Regions from separate parts of the Homo sapiens genome. Here region 1 is linked to region 2. The links are chromatin loops, found by intact Hi-C in ENCODE. Cell type or tissue: natural killer cell. All regions are shown on one strand. Each heading gives the region's core, and the rest is flanking DNA. Links, peaks and the distances in the headings are about the cores only. Region 1 has its middle 15 kb from the start of LINC02836. Region 2 overlaps PRDM1 (PR/SET domain 1).

Region 1 (10,249 bases), core at 929-8,928, 450 kb before region 2:
GTAGGCATACAGTTGTGCATCATGTCATAGCACACAGTAGCATGCTGGGTTATATATACTGAGCTTTTAGATTACAGTTTAAGAATCACTTCACATTTGGTATCAGCTCATTTGGTAAGAATCACTTCACATTTGGTATCACCTATGTTGTATTTGGGTACCCCTGAGTCAGGCAAGTAAGTTCCTGTCCTTTTTTTTCCTGGTAGTACATCATCTCGTCTTTCAGTCCATACCTTTTCTCTCTCTCCCTCTGTCTCTCTCTCAGGCTTGATCTCATAAAAAATCATAAACTTCCAACATGCTTATGGTTAAAAAAAAATTCTAGAAAAGGATACACATGGTTCATCCAGATTTTTAGCACAACTCCTCCTCCAACAAACACTGAAAAATTAGAAAGCAATTTGAGAAAAATTGTTTTGAAAGGTATGTAGGTTTGACTTTTCGGTGTGGGCATACCCATATTTAAATTACAGGGTTATCCGTTGTGCTCAGAAATTACAATAAACAGGATACCTGACAAACAAGGATAGTGGAATCATAGAATTGCATCATTGTTCATTAGAAAAAACAAGTACCCTTATGATACTGTGACTGTACAGAATTACATTATCATCTATTCCACACACAAGCACAAATATGGAACAGAAGATCTAATGAGTCGAGATGTCATCTGAATTTCCATGTGTTACATTTACAGCTTAGAGTTGTAGCTTTATTGAATGGCGCCAAAACATTCTTACTTCATAATAGCATTAGTGACATTTCACTTGGATAATCCTATTTGTTTTCATTTATTTTAATGAGGTAGTTTGGGATGGTAACCTGCAGCAGAAAGCTTGGCAACAGGTGACAGCATGACTTGAAATGCCTATTGAACTGAAAGGTAGTTAAAAGCTAAATGAAATGCTTAGATGCACAGTGGTTTCCCAGCACCATATATTTTACTCTAAAAACAGTAAGGCTAAAGTGCCAATTGTAAGAACCTAAGACTTTATTACCTTTTAAAACTTTCCTGCGTGGATGAGTGGATAATAAGGACTAATTTGCTGCATTTTTGTGGCCTGTTTCCACATGTTTGCATTTCCCAATGACGCTTTCTTTATGGAAAAGAGTGCTGGGCACAACACATTTTTTTCCATGCAGCGATCATATGTCTATGATTCATTTAATCCTTCAATACAGATACACAGTCAGTAGTGATGCAGACGGCTAACAGACATGCATATTTGCCAAGCCTTAAGTGTCCCAGCTTACAAAAGGAGTTTCTAATGTTGAGAACTTCAATTATGTCACTTAAACCCATCAATCTTTTTCCCTTGCCTCATGCTACAAATCTTTCAGATCTATTATTTTCATAACATCTGATGCCTGGAGTGACAAGTGCCCTCTGACATTTTAGTTTTCCATGGAGACTTAGAATGAGAAAATGGCGCCTCATTAAGTCTTTCTTATCAATTAAAAAGGAAACACCTTTTCCTGTTCCATCTTATGCAACAGCTAACTCAGGTATTAAGTAAGCTGCCAACATCTTTCTAGAACCCAGAGTAAGAATTCATAATCGACCCTGGTCTTTTAGGCCCAGGGAATAAATAGGAACAAGAAATTCCCATCCAAAGAACACCATGTTGACTTTAGCTATATCTTGTAAGATCTAGTCAATGTCCATCTGAAAGCTGTGAGATTAAGGAAAGGACTCCTATTTTATCAATCCAGGTCCAGACAAGAGACAAATTACACCAATGGAGATAATTTAATATAAACAATATAAAGAAGTACTTACTAGGTACTGAATGATTGAATATGCAAAAAGAGAACAATAAGTTATCATGGAAATAGGACACATTTACCACTTGCAGGGCTGGGGAACAAAGGGATGAGATGGGAACCATCAAAATAGATCCCAATGAATGCTACACTCAGATGTCTGAGGAGAGGGCACTGCTCTGAAGTTGCTGGTGCTTCAGACCTTGGGTAGGGGGGTAGACTCAGATCTCCCAGGGAGGTGGCAGCTGGCTGGTGCTGGTGTACCTAAGTAGGGAGTAGACTCAGATCCCCCAGGGGAAGTGGCAGCTGGTGGCCTGTGCTGATGTACCTAATGCCAGTGTGGGGCCACAGGGTTGGCCCAAACTTCCAAAAAGGTGATACTGCCAGCTAAGACAGTGCATCTGAGGGGTGTACCATGAGACTGGTTCTGCAACTATTGGAAAAATTGTAAACTGGGCTGGGCATGATGGCTTATGCATATAATCCCAGCACTTTGGGAGGCTAAGGCAAGTGGATCACCTGAGCCCGGGAGTTCGACACCAGCCTGGGCAGCACAGTGAAAACCCATCTCTACAAAAAAATACAAAAATTAGCTGGGTATGGTGCACACCTGTGGTCCTAGCTACTTGGAAGGCTGACGTGGGAGGATCACCTGAGCTGTGATCACACCACTGCACTCCAGCCTGAGCGACAGAATGAGATCCTGTGTCAAGAAAAAAAAAATGCAAACTAGTATAAACAGCTGTTACTGAAGTAAAATGCCACTGTTTGGGTGAAGAAGTGTTGCTGGGTGACACTGAAAGAAATAGGAAGCAAAACTGGAGTCAGAGGTAGCAGAGAGGAAAATAAACTTTCTCCTTTCCCAGACTTGCAGTCTTTCTCTAGCATCCCCTGTTGGCAGAGCCTAACAGGGAATTATCAGCAACACAGAAATAAATGTGTATTGCAGAGGTCCAGCATCACACAGCAGAGTGTAGGAGGATGGGCTTGATGCCGCGAGACAATAGCTTAATGATGGGCCCAACCCACTGACATGTAAAAAATATATTCACCAAGCATGAGGGAAAACCAAAAATTCTAAGTGGTATTCTTGTAACTGATCTTGCACTTGACTTTCTACTTCCTTTCCATTCACCCCCACGTCAGCTCCTCTGGCTAAGAATATTTGCTGTTGAAACTTGAGCAAGATTTTTCTAACTTTGATGCACTTTTACATCAGAACCAATATGGAATCAAGCAGAGAATGTCTTTTGTAAAGGTTATCTAGATGATGCCTACTTCAGAGAGTTGTTTACTACTCTGAGAAAGGATTTTTTTTTTTAAAGACTACTCTTACTTAAGGAGGAAGAGCAAATTCTACCTGGGAAATGATTTACCACAGAGGTCTTATTCATGAGCAGAGGCAGTAGTAAAACTGCACTCATCACGCCTTGGTCTTGAGAAATTCCTGGTCGGGGGGTGCTTCCTGAGTATGGGACAGAATCCATAATGCTCATAGTAGCCCCTTTCAAAACCTTTAGGCTTCACTATGGGCCTTCTTGACGGTTCTGAGTTGATGTAGATAATGAGAAATTGAGGTAATGAAAAATGTCCATTTGTTTTTTCTTTTAAACTGTCGAACCCAATCCATTATTGACACAAGTTTTTCTCCTGAAGTGTATAGAGATCTATACTCTATAGACAAATAGAAAAGTAGAACACTAGTTGGATTTTGCTGTGGACATGGACTTTGGTTGCTGAAACAAGTATCTGTTTTATGTAAAGAATGTTCCATCAGCAGCCACTTTTTTTAAAAAGAGCACTTGGCAAATCTCTGGAAGCCGGCTTATGTAACTAACTGCCTCTTATGGTAGTATGTGAAGGCAGCACAGAACATATTGTTTCCCACTGTTTCTCTTTGAGAAATTAGTTTGGTGCCTGGCAAGAGGAGAGATGTGCAAGGGCAATATTCCTAGAAATAACTACCTGTGTACTTGCTGGAATTCCACACTGGATGGAGGCTCCTTTGTGAAAGGCAGGTGTTGATTTCTAGGCTGAGAGAGTACTAGCAGGGAGCTCCTCAAAGGAACTTGGAAAGAATTACTTAGGTCTCATTTCACACCCTGCATCTGATTTTTTAACTAAGTCCCTAAGAGAAAAGTGGCTACAGGTGTTGTAAACGACCCTTCCTTCAGTAAACTGATTGAAACTGAACACTGATCACAATTTCTTTGCATGAGAAAGATAACTGGGCATGGAAAATTTTGATCTGAGAATATCTGAAAATTACATAAATAACATTAACAAGTGTTAGAGTGACAGAAACAATGAGGCCAGATTTGTTCTAACTTGAAAATGTAAGGGCTATTTAATGTATTTTAGGATGGAGGGAGTGCTAAGGATCGTTTATTTTTAGCTCCCATAAAAACTCAATTTCCTTCATAGTGGAATCAGTCCAAATTGAAGATTTGCTCTTGCACAGACACTGGACTCTCCCCAAAATTTTCAGATTAGCAGTCATACCCCAAAGAATAAACCTGGGCTAAAGCTGCAGGTTCTAGCACTGAGACAGAGATCATCTGCATTCCTGTTACCTAGTCAAGTGTCCTGGATAAATCACAAAAACATCGAAGTCTTAGGTCACGTCACCAAGTCTCACGTTCCAAGAACTGTCAAGAGATTGCTTATGTAGCCACAGGCCAGACAGACAGGGGCTTTGTGAGACTATCCCTCAGGGGTGCTGGGGGTGTTTGCATTGTTAGCCTGGAAAAAGCTAGCCAGACCAACATAGTCACAGCAATTGAAAATCCTGAAGGCCCATCTATGACCAAATGTATTAATAAATAAAAAGACCTATAAGAAACCTTCCCACCAGCATTAACCACACCAAAAGCAAGTCAAACCCAGGCTTCTCATAACTGGTTCTTGTTCCAACACAAGAGTGAGAAGAGCATCTTGCTGCGGCCAACGGTTACTATAGCTCTCCTTTTGTAGAAAGCCACCGTCTTCGAAGAGCTTACTAGGTGTCTCCACTAAAGAACAAAAAACATGGGTAAGACTGGTTTCCTCTCAAGTTATGACTCAGCTTTGATCACCACACTTCCACTTGAGCCTATTAACGTTCAGTGGACAGAATGTCACTCTTTTTCAATCAGCTGCTACAGCAAACAATAGCCTTGCTGCATTTCAGTCATATAGAAAGCCACAGAATATTTCCTTTTGACTCTCTTCTCTCCACATCAGACCCACAGTCAGGCTCATGCTGAGGTCTATCTTCTCACAATCTACTAGAAAGTGGCCTGCCTCTACATGCTTACCCTGCTAAAATGAGAAGCAAGAAATAAACAACTTCATGTTAATTATAAATAGGAGGCACTGGATATTAAACCTGCCCATAGAATAATGGAGAAGGAAAGCATTGCGCTCCCTTTCTCCTTGAGTCGGGAGCCATATCCCTTGCCAGAACAGTGAACTCTCACTGGGTAGCAGGAGAGGCCACTATGATAAGGACCCAAGCAGAAGCCTGGGGGTGGGGTTCTCACGACCACTCACAGACCCCTGAACCTGGGGGGAGTAGCAGAGAACAGCCAAGAGCGACATGGACTGTCTTGCATTTTCCTCATCTCTTTATTCTAGAAAAAAAAAGAGGAAGGAAGAAAAAATGAAAGAAAAATGCTATAATTTTCTTTTCTCCATCTTTCTTGGAGATCAGAAAACAGTAGGTTCTGAAGATCTCCTCTGTGCTCATGGGCACGTGAAAAATTTCATGATGCTTACTTGGCTTTGAGATTTTATTACCATTATTATTGTTATTTTATATTAATATAAAAATAATAAAGATGTATTGAGCTCCTTCTATGTGCCCAACACTATAAGCATAATAAATACTTTATCTCTTAATCCCCACAGCTCCCTATGAATTAGATACTATTGATACTAATATTATCCCAAATTAAAAATTAGGAGCCTGAGGCATGAAAACGTGAACTCATTGGAGATCACACCACTCACAAATGGCAGAGCCAGGGTGCAGCCCTAGGTCCAGTGTCCCCAGAGCCCATTCTGCCATTCACTTCAGGTCATTCTCTTCCCATTTAGAACACTGAACTTTTTATATCCTCAACAGACATAAATGCTCAGCTTCAAGAGCCAAACAAAAATAATTGTTACAAATTCCACTGTTTGTTTTCCCAGGGGGTGCATCTTAGAGTTATTAAATGTAATCCTCTGTTCCCCTTACTCCAGTAGTTTCTTTACCCCTTTGGGAGTGTCCTACCATTCTTCCCCATTTCTTCACATTCCCTCCTCCCCCCACCCTTACCCAGGCTGTCTGAATTCTATTCCGCCTTAAAGATGTAACTCAACTTCCACCTCTCCCAAAAAGGGCTTCTTCAACTCCTGTCACCTCCATCTCTGAATTTTTATAGCATTTAATGTTAATGCTATTTACTTGGCATTTGTGTTTTTTGTGTTTTACTTTTTACTGTTAGTTCTATTTGAGAATAATTCATCTTGAGGCAGAATTCATTCTATCCCATTTTTTCATTGAGATGAAACCCTTGAAGGCAAGGAACAAGTGTTCAAACATGTTTATGTATTCACACACTCCACGCTCAGCATCTTGGACATAACAGACACTCAATAAATCACCTTTGAGAGCTAGGTTAGAAAGCCTATTGAAGCCTGTGATTTGAAACAGGCTGGGCTGGTAGAGAAAAAAGCTAGCCTGTCTTCTTAGAGCTCTAGAAAGTACTGTGGAATACATTTAAGAGTCTACGGAGTCCCTTCACGGGCAGAAAAGAGTCCTCTGACTCCTCGATTCCTAACCTCCCATGTCCCAACTTATCTCAGTGTTCCCCTTAAACTCCTAAATTTTGAACCTAAAGTATGCAGAACATCAGATCCTGAAAAACAACGCCAACTTTTACTTGACGGTTTCACTTACCCTCACACCTGTGGTTTTGAAGGTGTCAAGTTTCCTCTGAAGTCTTTCTGTGAAGCTTTATCCCCCTCATTTTTCCACCCTGCCAGTCAACCCTGTCAACAGTGACAATCTCCTTGTCAAGCAGAAGCCACTCAAGCTATCAGTTTTCATTAGCCGTTTAGTTGGGATAATCCCTTTTTCCTACCAAACTGTTTCCTTCTAGGAACTGCTGATTCCTTTTATTTGGGGTTTTTCAGACTTCTCTAACTAAAGCCCCTCCACCCAGATGATTTCTCACTTTTCTGAAGATCTCCTTCAGCTAAAAAGATTTCCTATAACCTCATTTTCTATAGTTTGTATTATGAAAAAATGTGGTATATAACTTTTTTTTTCAAGCAACATATGGCAACTAAGAGTTTAGTATGCTCTAGAAAGGGGTATTTCCTCTGGGGAAATTTTTTATTATTTTTTGTTTTCAATATGACCTGCTTCTTTACCTCTTCCATTTCCTATTTAGAGCCCACCCATCCTTTGGTGACTTAAGTAAAAAACAAAACAAAACAAAACAAAAAACCTTTATCAACTTCAAAATTGTGTCATCTATTTTCATTCATATTGTTAAATTCACTAACCGAGAGGAAAGCTGTAAGATGGTAAATGTAACCATGCACAAGGTCCCCATTCATCAAGCTTGTGGAAGTGTTAATTTTGGAGACAAGTAAATAAGTAAATGTTCTAAACCTATTTTATCTCTTTCCTCCCATGACCATTTCTCCATTTTCTACCCATCAATTACTTGTCCTTATTGTCAATGTTTTAGAAAGTTTGAGTTTTAGGAAAGGCTAAGTAGCTCTTCAACTTCCTGTGAAGTTGAACTGTGGCCTGAGCTTAGCATCTCTCCAACACCTGCTCACACTTACCATCCACCGCCCATCCCTCCCTTCTTTTCTGTTCCTGTATACTACTATGTTCTGTGAATGAGATATCACTACAAACTTATGTCCACAGAAAGAGAAAGCATGAGGTAAGAAATAACAGAATGACTCCCTATAAGTGACTTAAGACATCTGATGAAGGTCTAAAAGCAGGTCCTTCTTCCCTCTCAGGCTAAGTCTTCACCTGGCCAAAATTCATGCAAAAGAAGCAGGTGACTAGAGTAGTGTGGACCAATGTATTTTTGTCAACCACTTTAAAGCAAACTGCTAGAAATATTGTCTTTCTTTCTTATCTTCTGATTTCCCTGAAAACAGCCAATAGCAAAGCAGAAGTTCTATCTTCCTTTCTAAAGGACAGAACAATCATTGCCCAAGAATCAGAAGATGCAGGTTCAAGTTCGACATCGACAAGATACCAGCCATATAGCCTGGGGCAAGTGATTTAGCCTCCCCAAATATCAGTTTCCTCAGACATAAAACACAGGTTTTCCTCCAAGAGAGATGTTGTGAGGATAGACTGAGTTAAGATAAAAACACTTTGTAAACTTTAAAGCTCTACATAAATATAACTCAACATCATATTACATTTCTATTTTTATTTTCCCATTAATAATTCTGGGTTTGCTGTCATTTCTCAAATCCACATTTTTTTTTTTTTTTTTGAGACAGAGTCTCACTCTGTTGCCCAGGCTGGAGTACAGTGGTGCGATCTTGGTTCACTGCAACCTCCTTCTCCCGGGTTCAAGTGATTCTCGTGCCTCAGCCTCCCAAGTAGCGGGGACTACAGGTATGTGCCACTACACCCAGCTAATTTTTTGTATTTTTAGTAGAGGCAGAGTTTCACCATGTTGGCTAGGCTGGTCTCAAATGCCTGACCTCAGGTGATCCACCCGCCTTGGCCTCTCAAAGTGCTGGGATTACAGGCATGAGCAATTGTACTCGGCCTCAAATCTGCTCTTTCAATATACCAATGATTCTTTCTGAAATATTGAAAAACTCCTTTTTTGTAGTTTAAACTACATTTCTAATCCTCTGCAAAATAAAATAAAACCAGCTATTTTTTGAACTACTTCTGAATAAATATTCAGAAGTTCTTCTCTTTCAATTTTTTTGAATAGTGAAGGAAATGGTTTTCTTTTGACAATTTTTAAAAGCATTCTAAGCCCACAAGAAAGAGATTGAGATCTCTTTAAATCTGACTCTGAGAACACAGAAGCTTTCAATAACAATCCAGATTACACTATTATAACATCAACATCTACCTTTCATCTGCAGATCTCAGGAAACATTATAAACACTGTCGCCTCAACCTTTGCATCAGTATTAATATACTCATTTTTAAAGCTGAAAAAAAATGATTTAGGGAGTTTGTAAAAGCCAAACATGAAATTCTACTCTTCTGTTTAAATGTGCAAAATAAATGGATAAATGACAATGTTTTGGCTAAAAAAGAGGCAGGGCCTTTAGCTTGAAGAAGCAAAATTGGAGGAGGCAGGACACTGTGACTGAACTCATTACTCTCATTTGATGACATCTGAAAAACATAACTTTTACAGTGCATTTTTCTCACCTCTACTATTGTACCAGTTTAGTAGAATAGCGATCCTTGAATCAGCAAGAATAGCATGTTACCACCTCAAACTTATCCTAATTAAACTTTCACAAATATTTAATAAAATGTTTATTGTTTACTAAGAAAGTGACCTTTGGTCTGTTGGTACAGCCAAGGTAGATATTCTGAAAAACCTTTGCCTTATAAATGTTTGCGGAACCTCATGATAAAGGTTTCTGAAATGGCATGATAACACCTAGATAAATATTTCAATACATTTGAGGGTGTTTTAAGTAACCATATATTTCCTAAATGATCATTTAACATCTAAGTAACTTGCTTTTCTGTGAACACTATTCATTTAGGTGTAGATTCTCACATCATCTTTGAGAGGAAGATAAGCATTATTAGTCACTGAGAATTCAGTTAACTTCATTGATTCATCTTTCAAAAATAAAATGCTGAATAATTGAAGAGACCAGAGGCCAACAACAGTGTCAAGGTAATTAAAATTACGTAGTTCTTCTTTGTTTAGAGATAGAAAGGAAGAAACAAATTTGAGTAGAAAGAATACAGAAAAGATGAAGGTCTAGTTAAGAAAAAGACAGGATAAGAAAACAAGAAAAATGATAATTCATAAATACTTCAATTTCAGTGGGAAATAAAATCTATAAGCTCTGATGGCATCCTGAATGTTTGTTCTCATTTGCATTTTGGGGTAGTTTTTGAAGGGAAAACTTTTAGAAGAATTCGGGATATTACCCCAATTCTGATTTTCCAAGCATAAAGAGATTTTCTCTTCTCTTAGAGGCTTAAAATACCTGAAAGTGCAGAATTATTCATTTCAGAGATTCCTTTGCTTTTTCTAGAAGCCAAAATGTAAGATAAGCATCTGCACAGTGGGCTGGGACCTGTAGTGATCCCTATCCTTCTCCATACACCAACACCTGAGGGTGTGAACATTCCCATCAGTAACAGAGGTTTCCTGTGGACCAGATTCACAGAGGACCCAGGGCTGAGATGAGTGGCAGCACTTTGTCCAAATGGTATCTGTGCAGGTAAAAATGAGAAAAAGGTAGCACTCACTCAATTCCC
Region 2 (10,249 bases), core at 1,067-9,066:
GGGAGACTTAGTACTTGGTTTTTTCACTTCCCTTTAAAAACAATCCTGGTTCCTGTTCCCCCTCCAAAGTTACCTGGACAAGCACCATAGTCTTAGAGTTTCAGCTTTTATGGCGTCTGTGTCTCAGACGTGCATTTGAGATGAAGATGTTTACTGTATATTAGAACGCTAGACTTAGAATGGATATAGGTGGTTTGTAAGTGCCTTCCAGTTTTGAAATTTTATGATTTTGTATCTTTATCTATAGGTGTGAGTTTATATGTGCCCTATAGCACTGTATGTAATTGAAATTTAAAATATTAGGGCGCTCTGTCCCTTTCCTAATGATAAGCTAATATTGAAGCTCTTTAATTTGTCTGGGGTTTGAGGATTATCATAGACCTCTCTTCTACCACAGAGCCTTCTCTTTTTAATTGTTCTCCTGTCTTGCCTGTTGAATTGAATTTGTAAGGTTAGAGATGGCAAGAGCTACTTCCGGTGCTGCTTTATAGCTTACTAGTGATGAGTCTATAGTTGTGCTCAAATAGGTATTGGGTAGCTTATGCTTTCTAGTTGACTTCTTTTTGGGCACAAGAAAATGTGTGTAAGATGGATAACTGAAAACCTAGAGGCCCATTCTGTAAAAGAATGGCAATTTGGAAGAAGAACCACGACCTCAGTGCAGTGCTCCGTTTTGGTAATCAAGCTCTGACTCCCAAGACACCATCTGTAAGAGACTATAATTTAAAACAAAGTTGATGAACCAGTTGAGTGCCTTTCTTAAAATTACTGTTGTAAAGTAGATATGTTGAAAATATCAACTGCTAATTATTGGCTCACCAACAAATGGCATGATTTGTTTTTCCTGTTTGTCATTCTAATATTATGGAATAATCACTGAAATATGAATGTTAAATGATTTGCATGTCATAGAATTCAATTCCATTAATTTTCCAAATTAATTAGATTCAATAATAATATGTCCAAAACAATGAGCCTCTGAATAAGTCTACTAAAGCTTTAAATATATATATTTATATCTCAAGACTGCTCTGAGATACTCTTGTCCCCAGTAGTTTTACTGCCAACAAATACCAATAATGACAAACGGTGATTAAAAGGGCAGATAGATGTAAATGAAGGCAGAGGAGGAGGATGAAATGAACATCTGCTTTTTTCAGCTCTCTGACAGAAATTCTTAAAGGACCAAAAATAACACTCTTGTTTCAACTTATGTTAGGTGTAGGAAAATTTTCTTTTTTTCTCTTTCCAGTCTGAGTATGCTTCATTGATTTGTATATTGAATACTAAATTGTTTTAGAAAAAAAAATCATTGGCTGATAAGACACTTAAATGAGAAAAGCTAGTCTGTCACAGGCATGTAGGTGTGCCATATCTATTTAAATAGAGGTTTAAATTATTGATGAGACTTAATGAGGAACTGGTGTATATTGTAACCAAAATTGTAGATTCCACTGTGAACAATCTGTGCATGGATCGATTCACATATTTGAGTCTACCATTTCAGGTACATGAATGTACAGGAGCTACTGGGAATATAAAAACTGGAAAATAAACATTATCATCTATTACCACTCCCTCCTCCTTGGTCCATTTTAGTAAAGAATTCAGTAAAGTGATAGGTAGGCTATCTTGAATGAGAAGAAAATAAAACTAGGAAAGTGAGAGAATAAAAACCAAAACAAAACTGTAACTGCAAACTGTTGTAAAGGACTACTCACAGAGGAGTTCTATTGAATAGTGACGAATTGCTTCCTGATTCACGGTTGGTGATTTTTTTACCCCTTCAAAGAGAAATTTATTATTAAGGAGGAACTGGTATAGTTAACATGTTTCTTTAGCAAGGCCCCACAAAGTTAAAATGTGTGATGCATCCAGTCTGAGGTCATTTCCTCAGATCTTAGAACCTACAGCTTTCCTCCGTATAAACTTAATTTCAAAGGAGGGCTTTTGGCCAGGCATGGTGGCTCAGCCTGTAATCTCAGCACTTTGGGAGGCCGAGGTGGGAGGATCGCTTGAGTCCAGGAGTTTGAGACAAGGCTGGGCAACATGGTGAGACCCCTTCTCAACAATAACAACAAAAATTAGCTGGGCGTGATGGTGCATGCCTGTAGTCCCAGCTACTCAGGAGGCTGAGGTGGGAGGATCTCTTGATCCCAGGAGGTCAAGGCTGCAATGAGCTAAGATCAAGCCACTGCATTCCAGCCTGAGTGATAGTGGGAGACCTTGTCTTTAAAACACACACACACACACACACACACACGAGGGCCTTTGACCACTCTTGAGTAGAAGACTCGAGAAGAACAAAGTAGAAGGCCAGAGAAGAACAAAGTTACTTGAAAGATCTCTTATTAAAGAGAATGTACAAGCTATGAAAAAAAAAAAACACACACACACACACAAACCTCATCTGGAATGAAAAAAACATAATGCATTTGGTTTCTGGTTCCTTAGGCTGTTATGGAACAACCAAAGAACATTATTTTGGTTTCTGAGGTCAGAACTATTTTATTCCCCTCAAGCACACTATGCTTATGGTTTGAGGGAGAATGAGAAATAGGAAACTAGGAACAGGCTGAAATGGTCTAATCTTGACCATCTAATTCTGCAGTGTCTTATTCTCATTCTAAAAGAGAATGGTTATATTCGCTGTTCTAGCATAAAAAGTAATGATAAAAATAAAAGATCCCGTATTACCAGACAATAATCCCCTAGACTGTTTTAATGCTTGGTTGAGTATTTGCTTATGATCTCAGACTTTAAAAGATGGTCTCCCCCTATGGTGAAGCTTGTTAATTATGTAGGCATCATTAATGTCTGTTTACTTATCAAAATTTTATCATTGTTAGTTGTATTACTACTTGACAGTCCAATTTATTTAATTGAAAAGATTGGTTAACATTTTATAGTCAAAGTAATTGTTTCCTGTGTTTTTTCCTGTTTAGGTTATTGGAGTGATGAGTAAAGAATACATACCAAAGGGCACACGTTTTGGACCCCTAATAGGTGAAATCTACACCAATGACACAGTTCCTAAGAACGCCAACAGGAAATATTTTTGGAGGGTAAGTAAGGGAAATTTCTTCAGACCCATTAAATGTTAGGAAAAAATGGAGCTAAAAGAGCTGGGTGGCTCACCTTTCTCATCCTGTGCTGAGAAATGCTGGGGCTCACCCATAAGTATCCAGCATCCCCATGGACACAGGGAATTCTGAACAAATGTGATGAAACCGATGAAATGTCTGGCCTGTAGGTGGTTAGTGATGGAGATACGGGCTATATGTGAATCTTGATTTTTGCAATTCATTAGAGCTTTGTAATGAAAGGAAACAGTTTGTTGCTTGCTTTAAGGATAGGTTCATTTGCATTTCTCCGCAAGGAAGTAGTAATGAGTTACCAAGCCTTAGATTTCACCCCTTTTTGATTTCTTGCTGACTTAACTTTAATTGAATGGAAGAGTTATCACAAATGAATTATCTTTTTGGTTTTTTTTTTTTTGAGATGGAGTCTCACTCTGTCACCAGGCTGGAGTGCAATGGCATGATCTCGGCTCACTGCAACCTCCGCCTCCCAGGTTCAAGCAATTGTCCTGCCTCAGCCTCCCGAGTAGCTGGGACTAAGGTGCGCGCCACCATGCCCAGTTAATTTTTGTATTTTTAGTAGAGACGGGGTTCCACTATGTTGGCCATGATGGTCTCGATCTCTGGACCTCGTGATCCGCCCACCTTGGCCTCCCAAAGTGCTGGAATTACAGGCAAGAGCCACCGCGCCCAGCCAGGAATGACAAATGAATTACCTTATAAGTAAATGCCATTAAGGAAGGATAGCTGGAAGATGGGTTGAGGGGAATGGAGGACCACAGAACTAGTCCTATTTAAATACATGTGCATGGTAAAATGATTCCATTTGACAATAGGTTAATTATCTCATAGCATAAGGAAAATGCTTAACAGTCATATGCAAGATGATAAGCTTTCCTATAGCATCCAACCAAAAGATCTAGCCAGTACAATTTCCTTTGCTATATTAGGGTTAGAAAGGCCCCCAGAGGTGAACCAATTAGATGGAATCCTTGAATAAAACACTGGATTAGCAGTGAACAGAAAAAAGTCAGATTGCTTTCCTTCTTCCCATAGATGTCTCAGGGATATTTAGTTTCCTCAGAAGATAAAGAATTTAGTAAGCGTTTTTTTGTGCATACTTACATGAAATGTACATTATTTGAATTCTTTAAAAAGAAACAGCTGCATGATAACAAAAATTGTGTTATGCTTGCTTTAGCTGGTATTTTTGCCTAGAACGATTATATCGTTCGGACAAGAAGCTATTCCTAAGAAACAATATTTTTAATCCAGGAAGTTTTTCATTTTTAGAAATTTATCTTACTATTTCCCAAGCAAAAGAGGGTAGTTACAGATTCACTAAGAATCATGTGCTCACAATTTTTATTTAATAATTATTCCTCCTTAAAATATATTAATCACCTGACTTACAATGGTGGAACCATGAGTGCATTTTTGCCTTTATTGTCAATAACGTCTTCTCAGAAGTGAGCCACAAAGGTGCATAGTTCTTGGAGTTAAAGGTCTGAATTAAGACAATCCAGCATAAGTCTCATTAATGTGTGATTATTTTGAGAAAAGGCAAGAAGTACCTAAGAATCTCCCCCTCACTGTCCAGTTCCCTGTTTCATTTAAAGATTCACTGTAAGTAACTGAAAGGCTTTCCTTGGGAGGATTTATTTGAATCAGTCTTTCACATGCAAAGGATATTGTAGAACATCTCGTTTTTGCTGGCAGGAATATGAACATCTGTTGTGAGGAAAGAAAAAGTTTCATGCAAATTACACTGCCAAAGAAGGGATGTTCAAGTTGAGAAACCAGTGACATTTCTTGTAACTGTACTATGAATCAGCGCATTTTAATCTTCTAGATAATATATGGAAGTGCAGGAAGGTGGTAGGAAACGGTGTTCATTTTACATATGCGTTATTTTATTCTGTGTGAGTGACTTCATGGCACCGACATTGCTGTTTTTAAATGAGGATACAGTAAATTGCAGTCCGAGGAAGGCTAACTGGAATCAACATACCCGTAGCTTTAGAAAGCAGTTTCCGCACCAGCGAAGAGTACAAGAGCGATGGAACCCCATGTTCCTGGAAGTTTGCACATCAGAGTAAACAAACTTGAAAACCCCTCTTGATAGCAGAATTCACCCAGCCTTGTTCCATTTTCTCTTAACAAAACACACCGCAAAAGCTCTCACAAGCTGCTTTGATGAAGCCACATGTATTTCCCCCTTCACAATTTACAGGAAGTTACTCTTAAAAGAAAGTGATTCTGGTGTTTACCGCCTGTGTTAAAGGGACAGAGTTCCTTTTTATTTCTGATAACGTTTGAGCGAAATACAGAAACTATCTGTAGACTAGCATAGTCGGTACGTGAGTAAGGAAAAGCAATAACCTGCTGTCCGGTGAGCACAAAATTCCTGCTACGAACAGTGCCTTACTGCTGCTTGGAGACTGCAAGTCGCAGATCACACTAGGTATTGACTGATTGTATAAGGAAATTTCTTAAAGTCTAAAGTAAAGGTGGTACCTCCTAAAAAGAGGGGAAGAGAGAAAACTTTGTGTGGAAGGATAAGGAGTGTGTTTATAGTTTCAGTAAGAGTGTACGTTTTAATTTTTCTTCTTCCTCTGCCTCTTTGCCAAGTAGCCTGAGTGCATCTGTTATCCAGAAGTAGTATTACTCTAGGACAAACTTCAAATTCTTCATTCTGCGTTGCCTTTAAGGAACAACATACTTTCTTCCTGTTCTTTTTCCAAAAACACACGCCTATGGCTCTGTGTGTGGTGTTTTAGCCAGCCTCCTCCCAGATAAGGGGTTCCCTTCCCTCCTTTGCATTGAAAGGAAAGTGCAAGTCTGGACATGTTTATCAAGAGGAAAAGTGACTTCTCAGTAATAGACTGTCAAATTCGGGCTGCTGCCCGAGTGTTCGCTTTGTTATGGCAGGTGAAGTTCACCTTTGCCCCACCCAGTGTTTCCACAAAAAGGCAAGGTTCCAAGTATTCATATGAACAAGTGTTACTTTAGGACTTGGAGGGTTGGGGGTGGAGGATGTTTGCATAGTTGAAGCCTTGGGCGGGGGTGTAGGAAACGGCGAGTACAGAGGCCATAGAAAAAGCTAAGACTCAGTTTGACGTCGTCAGCCGGCTTGGTCTTCTACCCAGTGACTCAAAGCACTAAAAGTCAGCATAATCGGAACTGAAGTCAGTAGCATCGCCCATTTGCCATTCACTGCAGTAGCAAAAGTAGTACTCTGTGGTGGGTTAATCGGTTTGAGGCAGCTCCTTAAATGAACATTTGTGTTTCATTTTTCTGTTATTTTCCCGAACATGAAAAGACGATAAAACTGAAATGGAAAAGGTAACTGACAAAAGTGTGCCTTACCTGTTTCCGCCCTGATTTCTGCTGATTCAAGACTATTCTGGCTAAACTGATTGGATTCTTTTTCTAACTAGGCAGTAGGGGATCAGAAATCACACACGGTACCGGCTGTGTTTATTCTGAGAGGTGCTGGGGAGCTTTGGGTCTGACTTCCTTTTACATGCCTGTCTTCTCTTTTGGACAGATCTATTCCAGAGGGGAGCTTCACCACTTCATTGACGGCTTTAATGAAGAGAAAAGCAACTGGATGCGCTATGTGAATCCAGCACACTCTCCCCGGGAGCAAAACCTGGCTGCGTGTCAGAACGGGATGAACATCTACTTCTACACCATTAAGCCCATCCCTGCCAACCAGGAACTTCTTGTGTGGTATTGTCGGGACTTTGCAGAAAGGCTTCACTACCCTTATCCCGGAGAGCTGACAATGATGAATCTCAGTAAGTGGATTACAGAACAAAAAAATAAAAAATGCCAGTAATGTCGGTTCTGCCCCTTTGAACTAATAACATGTTGTTTAATTATACGGCTTTGTCATGTGTTGGATGAAGTAGGTGGCTTAAGCTAGGGACTAGGAAGAGGAAAAACATTTTTTGAGTCCCTATTAACTATTAGGAAACTTGATCATTTAAAAGTATATATATATATGAGGAGCTACCTTGAGTTTTGAATTCAGGATGTTACAGGAAGAAATATATGTCCAATTCTAATTTATCCAAAAGCAGTTGGGAGAATTACAGGGATTGGTCCAGACATGCTGCGTATGCAAGGTATAGCCCTCATCTGTGGTACTTTGGCAGGGCTTAGACTGCATCAAAATATTTATAGATGTACATTTGAGTGTACAGTTAGGATCTGATGTGGAACATTGTAAGATCATTGCTAGAAAAACTTTGTCATAATTTTTCAATATTATTCTAAGTGAATAACCGTAAAGATTTTACATCTTAGCTTCCTTCCTTACAGTAAAAAAACTATCTGATCTCTTGATCAGTATTATAGTAGCCACCTATCACTTTATCTTAACAAATTCTCAATTCCTTAGGTTTATGTGCTTTTACTTCTTTTATTTGATTAAAATTGCTGTCATGACCTCTCTCTGCAGAGGGCTGCATCATTTTGGTCATTCTCAAGTGATCTCTTTGAGCAATTTAAGAATTGCCATAAGATTCTAACCTCTGCTGTAACTATGGTTGTGTGTTCTTGGTTAGACCACTAAATCTTATTAGCAGTTTTAAAAATTATTCCTTTTGGTTTAGAAGTTAAGACTAAATGCTGAAGTTTTTGTAACTTTTGGTTTTGATATCATTTCAAACTTAAGAAAACATTTGAAGAAAAGGACAAAGAATTTCCACTTACCCTTTACCCAGGTTTACCAGTTATTGATAAGTATATCCATTTGCTTTACCAGAAGGCTAACTTGTTTTAGTTCTCATTTTCACCTTTGAGACATTTGGAATAAATATCAATGTTAACATAAATTGGAATTTTGACTTTGATTTTAGGACCAATGAACAAGCCAAGTACTTACCCTAGTCATATATAATCCAACTGTATGGTTATTTGGTATTCATTCCACACTTCATTTTACTTGATCTCCCTTAAGATTGCAAGATTGTGTTTGCAGTTTTTCTGAAAATCTGGGGCTATAAAAGCATCAGGACCTCCCCCGTAGGGGAGGTCGTGTGTTTGGGGTCCTTACACAACAGGTTACCCTTGAGCTTCAGGAAAAGAACTGGCTCTCAGTTCCCCAGTTCCAGCTTAATGGGTCTAATTAGGTCCTGACCAAAAAGGTGGCAGTTCTTTTCCCTCATGTCTCTTCAGCGCTCCCCGAGACTCTGGAGACTCTGTCATATCCCTAGGGCTGAGCCTCCCAGGAACCATTCGGCTGTTGTGGCATCTGTGTATGCCATGCCCAGTGCTGAGGACCTAGTAACAAACGACAAATGCACAGGCACAGTGGCATTTTTGTGGAACTCGTATTCCAGCTGTGCGTCTCAGAAGAAGCGCACAGCTCCCTCCTGGCTTTCTTAACATAGTGAGCCACTTCCACTTAAGGGTCTCCTTACATTCCTTGAGTTTAATCATTCATGGATTCAGAGGAAAGTCTTTTGATTTTTGCTTTTCTTTAAACAGTTCATTTGAGGTGACCTACCCCAGTGACTTTGCACCAACCACCAAGAAACTTTTTTGCATGCTTCCCGCACCCTGTGCCAATCAAGGGAAGGGTTTAAAGGCCTGGCGTTTTTATTCCTCAAAGAAAGGTTTTGCACAGTATTTTAAGGTTCAAGTGCTTCTACTTTGTGTTCAGAAGCAACTGTCATATATACTGTGAAATGACACCTTTTATTTATCCCTTTTTATTTATGCAGTATGTCCCCTTTTATTTTGGCAGAATTTTTTCTAAATGGTGGTTTAACATTTTCAAGCACATTTCATTGTCCAATATTCATAGTAAAGAATGAGAGTTAACAATAACCAGTCACATTAAAACAAGATTCCTGCTGCCAGTTGTGAAACCGGTTGTCTTAGGCGTGGCAGCTGATGATTGAGACTGTGATCAGGAAAATTTCCACTATTTCATCAGGCCTAATAGGTAGATTGTGTCTCCAAATGAACTGTGTTGGGTTTCCATGCTTAAAGCACAATAGAGGTGGTGCAAGAATCTCCATGAGGGCTTAAATGGCAGTGATGGTTCAGGCGGTAGAGTTTGGAGAAGAAGGGATTTGAAACAAACCAAAGGAAAGAAAAGTAAGTAGCCAGAAATCACAAAATGGCATTTTTCTAAAAACAAAGGAAAAGGAATAAAAGAACTAATAAGTTTGAAACCCCTACCCCTCCCAAATTTGGCAGGGGGGGAGGTATTTTTTTTCTATCTATCTAACTAACCCATCTAGAAAACAGTTGACCAAATTATAGACTTCTAAATGTTAATCTGCTTTCTCAGTTTCAGTTGAAAAGAGACTTTGTTTTGCCTACTGCAGAACTTCTAGGTTCTTTCTTATAGTCTTGGGGTTCTTATTATAGATCGAAAATGTGAGTCGGCATAATTAAGCCATTCGGAGTCTTCAGAAGCAGTTCACTCTTGAAATGACTCCGTCCGCCTACAGCCATTTAAGATTTCAGAACAAAAACAGATCTTGATTTTCTTTTTCATGTTAACTCAAGCTGTTGCTGAGTGGGAGAGTCAGAAATGACACCAGCTCCACTGATTACTCAGCTGCTGAAGGATGATTTTTTAAAATGCACCTTTACTGTATATGGACTTCCTAATTTCCACCTGTAGAGCATCTTAGGGAGGCTAACATGTCACTCTGGATGTTCTTTTAGAATAAGATGCAAATCTATTTTTCTGAAGGCATTAGAGATAGCAAACATTTATTGTGAGTTTACTATATACTAGGCACTGTGCTAAGTGTTTTGCATAGAAAGTTTAAAATTCTGGCTTTTTTGTTGGCCCAATCATAAGTTTCATATCAGTTCAACATTCAAATTATATTAAGGTACTTAAGAAGAATCCCTGGCTAAATGTGAGGGGCAGTGCCACAGATGGACTGAAACTTTATGCTTATTGCACATTTATGCTATTATTATTTGTTGAATTATAGAACCAAGGGAGTGTGGAAGCCACTGGAAAAAATATGAGACTTAGATACATAATTTGAGTAAAAATGGCTCAAAGTCATGAGGGTAAAGTTTTTTGTATTTCCATTTTATTCGAGCGGCATCGTTTTTAAAAATCATTATGAATTTGACCCTATATAGATGTTTCCAAATAATTCTTTTTCACCTTCATAAAATTCCTT

The links. A loop is a pair of places that touch in the nucleus more often than their neighbours do. Peaks named below come from ENCODE experiments on the same cell type or tissue, not always from the same donor. Only the 100,000 strongest peaks of a DNase experiment are listed, where the experiment ranks them.
Region 1: a loop joins it to region 2, with 10 times the contacts of the local background. A loop is called at or near these places in 3 of 110 quality-filtered maps.

Annotation. Positions count from the first base shown.
Region 1 is chr6:105,641,743-105,651,991 of GRCh38, forward strand. No RefSeq gene overlaps it. Among named protein-coding and RNA genes, the nearest start is that of LINC02836, 15 kb to the left of the region's middle. RefSeq lists enhancers at 2,262-2,501, 5,069-5,258. In natural killer cell, for the core only: no CTCF peak of the experiment used is centred there; DNase peaks (open chromatin) are centred at 2,649, 4,859 and 6,719; H3K27ac peaks cover 5,118 bases.
Region 2 is chr6:106,092,670-106,102,918 of GRCh38, forward strand. PRDM1 (PR/SET domain 1) reads left to right here. Exons shown (of 7, transcript NM_001198.4): 3 at 2,946-3,065; 4 at 6,631-6,883. Among named protein-coding and RNA genes, the nearest start is that of PRDM1, 11 kb to the left of the region's middle. RefSeq lists an enhancer at 5,499-6,698. In natural killer cell, for the core only: no CTCF peak of the experiment used is centred there; DNase peaks (open chromatin) are centred at 1,812, 5,262 and 6,192; H3K4me3 peaks cover 5,078 bases; H3K27ac peaks cover 6,249 bases.